2 separate regions of the Homo sapiens genome follow, and region 2 is linked to region 1. Evidence: chromatin contacts called from ENCODE Hi-C or POLR2A ChIA-PET data. All regions are on one chromosome and are shown on one strand. The core of a region is the stretch at or near the end of the contact, and the rest is flanking DNA. Distances in the headings are between cores, read along the strand shown. Region 1 has its middle 240 kb from the start of LINC02398. Region 2 has its middle 68 kb from the start of LINC02398.

Region 1 (3,199 bases), core at 276-2,775:
TCACTCAAAGCCATAAAATTACATGGACATTAAACAACCTGCTTCTGAATGACTTTTCAGTAAATAATGAAATTAAGTCAAAAATCAAGAAATTCATTGAAACTAATGGGAATAAAAATACAACATACCAGAATCTCTGGAACACACCTAAGGTAATGTTAGGAGTAAAGTTTACAGCACTGAATGCCCACATCAAAAACTTAGATCTCAAATTAACAACCGAATATCACAACTGGAAAAACTAAAGCTAGAGCAACCCAACCCTAACACTAGCAGAAGACAAGAAATAACCAAAATCAGAGCTGAACTGAAAAAAACTGAGACACACACACACACAAAATACAAAGATTAATGAATCCAGAAATCGGTTCTTTGAAAAAAATGAATATGATTAATAGAGCCAGCTAGACAACTAAAAGAAAAGGAGAAAAGATGCAATTAGGCACAATCGGAAATGACAAAGGGGACGTTACCACTGACCCAAGAGAACCATAAAAACAAACCCTCAGAGACTACTATGAACATGACTATGCAGACAAACTAGAAAATCTGAAACAAACTGATAATTCCTAGACATATAACAACCTCCCAAGACTGAACCAGGAACAAATTGAATCCCTGAACAAACCAATAACGAGTTCCAAAATTCAATCAGTAACAAAAAGCCTACCAATAAAAATAGCTCAGGACCAGATGGATTCTGAGCCAAATTTTACCAGACGTATAAAGAATAGGGAGCGGGGCCAGGCGCGGTGGCTCACGCCTGTAATCCAAGCACTTTGGGAGGCCAGGCGGGCAGATCACGAGGTCAGCAGATCGAGACCATACCGGCTAACAGCGTGAAACCCCGTCTCTACTGAAAACAAAAAAATTAGCTGGGCGTGGTGGCAGGCGCCTGTAGTCCCAGCTACTCTGGAGGCTGAGGCAGGAGAATAGCTTGAACCCGGGAAGCGGAGGTTGCAGTGAGCCGAGATCGCGCCACTGCACTCCAGCCTGGGTGACAGAGCGAGACTCCCTTGCAAAAAAAAAAAAAAAAAAAAAAAATTGGGAGAGGGATCATCATGGTGGATAGGAGGCAGGACTAGATTGCAGCTCTGACTCGTACGGGCAGAGCAGGGTGCGGAGGCTCGCATCATTAATTTTAGCTCCGTATCAATGGCAAGAACAAACCAGGAATCCGGAGAGGACCCACAGGCCCTCTAAAGGAAGCGGACTGCTCCTGTAGGACCCGGGAGACAACCCAGATACAGCGAGTCCCCCAACTGCGGAAGTAGGAAAGGGAGATCCTCCTCTCCCAAACACACACCCCCACTGGGAAAACTGAAGGTCTGTCTGCGGGAGAAGTTTCCGACCTTACCTGGAACTGAGTCCATCTCGAGAGCCTAGCGAAACACAGGGGTAGAGGAAGCAGCAGGAAAGGCTCTGGGAGCTCGTTGGGTCCCCAAGCAGCCCATTCCTGCCCGGCACCACAGGACTCCTTCGGCGGCCAGAGGAGCGGGGAAAATGCCACAGGGAGAAGGAAGTCTCCAGCGAGCTCTGTAACAACTGGAATCCAGCCAGAGCCTCCTGGCCAGAACTCCGGGGAGGGCGCGAATCCGGTGCGTTTTGCTAAGGACTTAAACTTAAGACCTGAAACTATAAACATTATAGAAGATAACATTGGAAAAACCCTTCTAGACATTGGCTTAGGCAAGGATTTCATGACCAAGTACCCAAAACCAAGGGCTAAGGACATCAATAGAAAATTCTCAAAAGAAGATACACAAATGGCCAACAAACATATGTAAAAATGCTCAACATCATGAATGATCAGGGAAATGCAAATCAAAACCACAATGCAATACCACCTTACTCCTGCAAGAATGGCCATAATCAAAAAATAAAAAAACAGTAGATGTTGGCATGGATGCGATGATCAGGGAACACTTCTACACTGCTGGTGGGAATGTAAACTAGCACAGCCACTATGGAAAACAGTGTGGAGATTCCTTTAAAAACTAAAAGTAGAACTACCATTTGATCCAGCAATCCCACTACTGGGTATCTACCCAGAGGAAAAGAAGTCATTATTCAAAAAGACACTTGCACATGTACATTTATAGCAACACAATTCACAATTGCAAAATTGTAGAACCAACCCAAATGCCCATCAATCAACAAGTAGATAAAGAAACTGTGGTATTTATAGGATGGAATACTACACAGCCATAAAAAGGAATAAATTAACAGCATTTGTAGTGACCTGGATGAGATTGGAGACTGTTATTCCAAGTGATGTAACTCAGGAATGGAAAACCAAACGTTGTATATTCTCGCTGATATGTGGGAGCTAAGCTTTGAGGATGCAAAGGCATAAGAATGATACAATGGACTTTGGGGACTTGGTGGGGAGAGTGGGAGGGGGATGAGGGATAAAAGACTACAAATATGGTAAAGTGTAAACTGCTTGGGTGATGGGTGCACCATAATCTCAAAAATCACCACTGAAGAACTTACGTAACCAATACCACCTGTACCCCAATAACTTATGGAAAAATAATATTAAAAAGAGAAAATGTGGTACATATACACTGTAGGATATTATGCAGCCATAAAAAAGAATGAGGTCACATCTGTTGCAGCAACATGGTTGGAGCTGGAGGTCATTATCCTAAACAAACTAATGCAGAACATAGAACCAAATACATGTTCTCACTTATAAGTGGGAGCTAAACAATGAGAACACTTGGACACTAAGAGAAGAACAACTGACCCTGGGGCCTACTTGAAGGTGGAGGGTGGGAGGAGGGAGAGGATCAGAAAACATACCTATCAGATATTATACTTATTACCCGAGTGACAAAATAATTTGTACTCCAAACCCCCGTGACATGTAGTTTACCTATATAACAAACCTGCTCTTATACCCCTGAACCTAAAATAAAAGTTGAAAACAAAACAAAACAAAGAAAATATGTATGATATGATTTAGAAAATCTGAACACTGATTGGCTAGTTTATAAAATTAAAGAATTATTAGTTTAAAATATAGATTTAATTTTATAACAACAAAAATGGCTTATCTTATGCAGTTAAGTGAAGAAAAAAAGAGACAATAAAATTGTTTATAAATCCTGAGTTCAACTGTAACAAAGAAAGAATTAACATTAAAAAGGTTAAATGATTATCACCTTAGAATTACCAAGTTAAAATGTTTCTT
Region 2 (3,065 bases), core at 271-2,770, 170 kb before region 1:
TGCTTTTCTTAAGCAAATGAATTTTTTCTCTGTCCTTCCAATATTCAAACATGAAAAACATCAGAGAAAGAAAGACATACAAATGGCTCTTGAGCTGATCCTCCTTGGCATTAGTAAAGGAAGAAAGGGTTTTCTTAAAGTTGTCATCTACCTAATTAGATGTAGTAGAGCATAAAACAACAATATCAAACGATCTGCTTCAGACTCTGCACCCAACCATAGTGTGTTAATCTCTTATATTAACATTTACTCACCTTCTCTGGCCCAGCCCTCTGCATTAACAGACAATACTAAGTATTCTTACTTAGTAGAACAGGTAATTTTCCCCCATGTACTCTTAACTTATTCTTCACCCTCAAACATTTTAGTTAATACTCTTTCTGTCCATTGTGAGTGGATTACGGAAAAAAACAACTCATTGTCTTATTTCATGTCACGAAGAAAATGTATATACTGAACAATATTACTTCTTACTATATAATATTCACACACAAAAATTCATGCTAGTAAATAATATCTGCACCAAGCCCCTCAACTATGTGTGTGATCAATATAAAATGCCGTTAAGTCATTGGACATGAGTCTAAGTGGGAGTACAAGGCAGATCTCAAACAAACAAGAATTTCGCTATCTCCCACACCCTACCACTACCACAGTGAGAGAAAGAATGCTTATTCATCCTGTAGACAAAAACTGAATGGAGCAAACTTTCTCACAACGGGAAATCCTACCAGTCTCTCTCCTCTCCTGAGAGAGTCCAACTGTTTTTAGATTCAGTCAACAAATGATAAATAATTCAACTTAGTGATTATTGCTAAGGGAAGAAAAATTAATACATAATAATGAGTAGGTTAAAAAAAAAAGAAAAAGAAAAACAAGATCATGTCCTTTGCAGGGACATGGGTGGATCTGGAGGCTATTATCCTTAGTAAACTAATGCAGGAACAGAAAACCAAATGCTGCATGTTCTCACTTATAAGTGGGAGCTAAATGATGAGAACACATGGACACACAGAGGGGGAACTACACACACTGAAGCCTGTCAGACAGCGGGAGGGTGGAAGGAGGGAGAGGATCAGAAAAAATAACTAGGCTTAATACCTGGGAGATGAAATAATATGTATAACACACCCTCATGACACAAGTTTACCTATGTAACAAACCTGCACATGGACCCCTGAACTTAAAATTAAAACAATAATAATAATAATAATAATAACAGGTAGGAATCAACAGATGAAACATGATTTTTCTCTCACTCTGTTGCAGAGATTACCAGCTATCTACCAAAAACATACTCTTCTTCCGTGGTGTTGTTCTGGAAAGCAGCTACCCAACTTTCATTTAGGATAGAGCCATATGACCGGTTCTCACCAATGGAACATGAGCCAGAGTGAGTCACTTCTAGGCTGAAGTAGATAAACAGCAGTTGTGCCTTCCTCATCATTCTTTCCCCATCTGCTCACTGAAATTACTGGACTCTAGGGTTTGCAGGAGACGGAAGACTGACAGGATGGAATAAGCTCGAGTTGCTGAATCACTGCCTGGAATGCCATCCACAAACACTCGATTTGGATTTTATGTGAGCAAGAAACATATTCTATTAAGCCACTGAACCATCAGCATTCACTTATTATAGCACCTATTAATTAATATTAATAATTAATTAATACATCAATTCACCCACCTATCCTTTGGGAGATACCCCTTAACCCCTACACTCTCTAATTTCAGTTGAATTATGCTGGTTCACTTCCAACTCTCCATAAAGAATATTGAATTGCTGGTTCTGCTATCATATACCTAAAAGCCACTGTGAGCAGGCATAGTTTCCGGAAATCTAATTTTGATGAAAATTCATAAAGGACTTTGGACTTTAGCTGTGATCAGCCCTTGACTCTGCAGACTATCATGAAGACCAGAGAGGAATGTCATGAAGCTTAGTAATAGGCAGGCTCTTGCAAAATTTTCAAGCTGTAATGGGAAATGACAGCTGGTATCCAAACCGGGCATTAACCCTGGAGGAATCCTTTGTTTCCTGGTTGCAGCTGAAATACTGGACCTTTCTCTTCTTTTAAGCCTCAGATATATTTTCTCGTGATCTCTCTTATTTCATATTTGCACACTGGCAGTAAGGCCTTTTTCCTGTTTCCAAATCTCTCCATGTCCTCTGGTGGAGTTTCATCTGTGCTGTTCCTACAGCAGTTATTCCACACATTACAGTAGGCAGAGAATAAAGAAGAGAGAGAGGTTAGTACTCATGAAACAGGAGTAGAGCCCAAATCACATCAGGGCTCATAGGCCATGGTAATGACTTTAGTCTTTACCCTCAGAGGAAAAATGAAGCCACTGAAGTACATTAAGTATGAGGATGATATAATCTGTTTAGCTTTTTAAAAAGATCGCTTTGGCTACAGGGTAGACGATAGGTAGAGAGGGTAATTAGAATGCTGTGGCTGTGATCCAGTCAAGAGATGATGCAACCTAAATCAGAGAGTGGCAGAGGGATGGATAAATAACAGGCTTGTGATAAGGCCTAGATATGGGGAATAAAAAGAAAAAGACATGCTAATGGAGGTACCCAGATGCTAATGGTGCTGGGAATGCTTTTAAACAACAGCACTTGCTCTATTGCTTTTATGTTTGCTTGTTTGTTTGTTTTCCTTACAGGTACTCTTTTTTTCTTCTTTGAGACAAATTCTCACTCTGTCACCCAGGCTGAAGCGCAGTGGAGTGAACAGGGCTCACGGCAGCCTCAACCTCCTCAGCTCAAGTGATCTTCTCACCTTGGCCTCCCAAACTGCTGAGATTACTGGCATGAGCCACCGCATGCAGTCTTCTTACAGGTACTTTTTTTTTTCTCTTTTTTGCAGTTCTCCTAGGTGGGGCTTTATTTAAAAGGTATGTTGCCTCCATAATTCGTTAAGCCAAAGCTCGGTTTGGGCCAGCTTGGAACCCTAGACGATTATTACAGAGCAACGGCAGATCAACAGCTCTCCCTTCTGCCAAGGTGGAAGGGACCATTCTGCTTTAAAAGCAACAAGAAAATGTTGAAAAGTTGCACT

The links. Hi-C counts contacts between places; a loop is a spot of excess contacts on that map. ChIA-PET counts read pairs that join two places held with the same protein, here RNA polymerase II (POLR2A). Pooled maps may share reads with other maps.
Region 2: a loop to region 1 is called in a map of chondrocyte, with 1.8 times the contacts of the local background. The contact joins two enhancer-like sites. A Hi-C loop is called at or near these places in 1 of 168 maps with a recorded cell type or tissue (chondrocyte) and 2 of 50 pooled maps. POLR2A ChIA-PET finds 5 or more read pairs at or near these places in 2 of 52 experiments (OCI-LY7 and common myeloid progenitor, CD34-positive).

What each region holds. Positions count from the first base shown.
Region 1 is chr12:19,773,762-19,776,960 of GRCh38, reverse strand. No RefSeq gene overlaps it. Among named protein-coding and RNA genes, the nearest start is that of LINC02398, 240 kb to the left of the region's middle. Within about 2 kb of position 1,525, at least 2 of the 41 ENCODE cell types and tissues checked have a DNase peak (open chromatin) inside an H3K27ac peak, as active enhancers do.
Region 2 is chr12:19,945,131-19,948,195 of GRCh38, reverse strand. No RefSeq gene overlaps it. Among named protein-coding and RNA genes, the nearest start is that of LINC02398, 68 kb to the left of the region's middle. RefSeq lists an enhancer at 1,127-1,635. Within about 2 kb of position 1,520, at least 3 of the 41 ENCODE cell types and tissues checked have a DNase peak (open chromatin) inside an H3K27ac peak, as active enhancers do.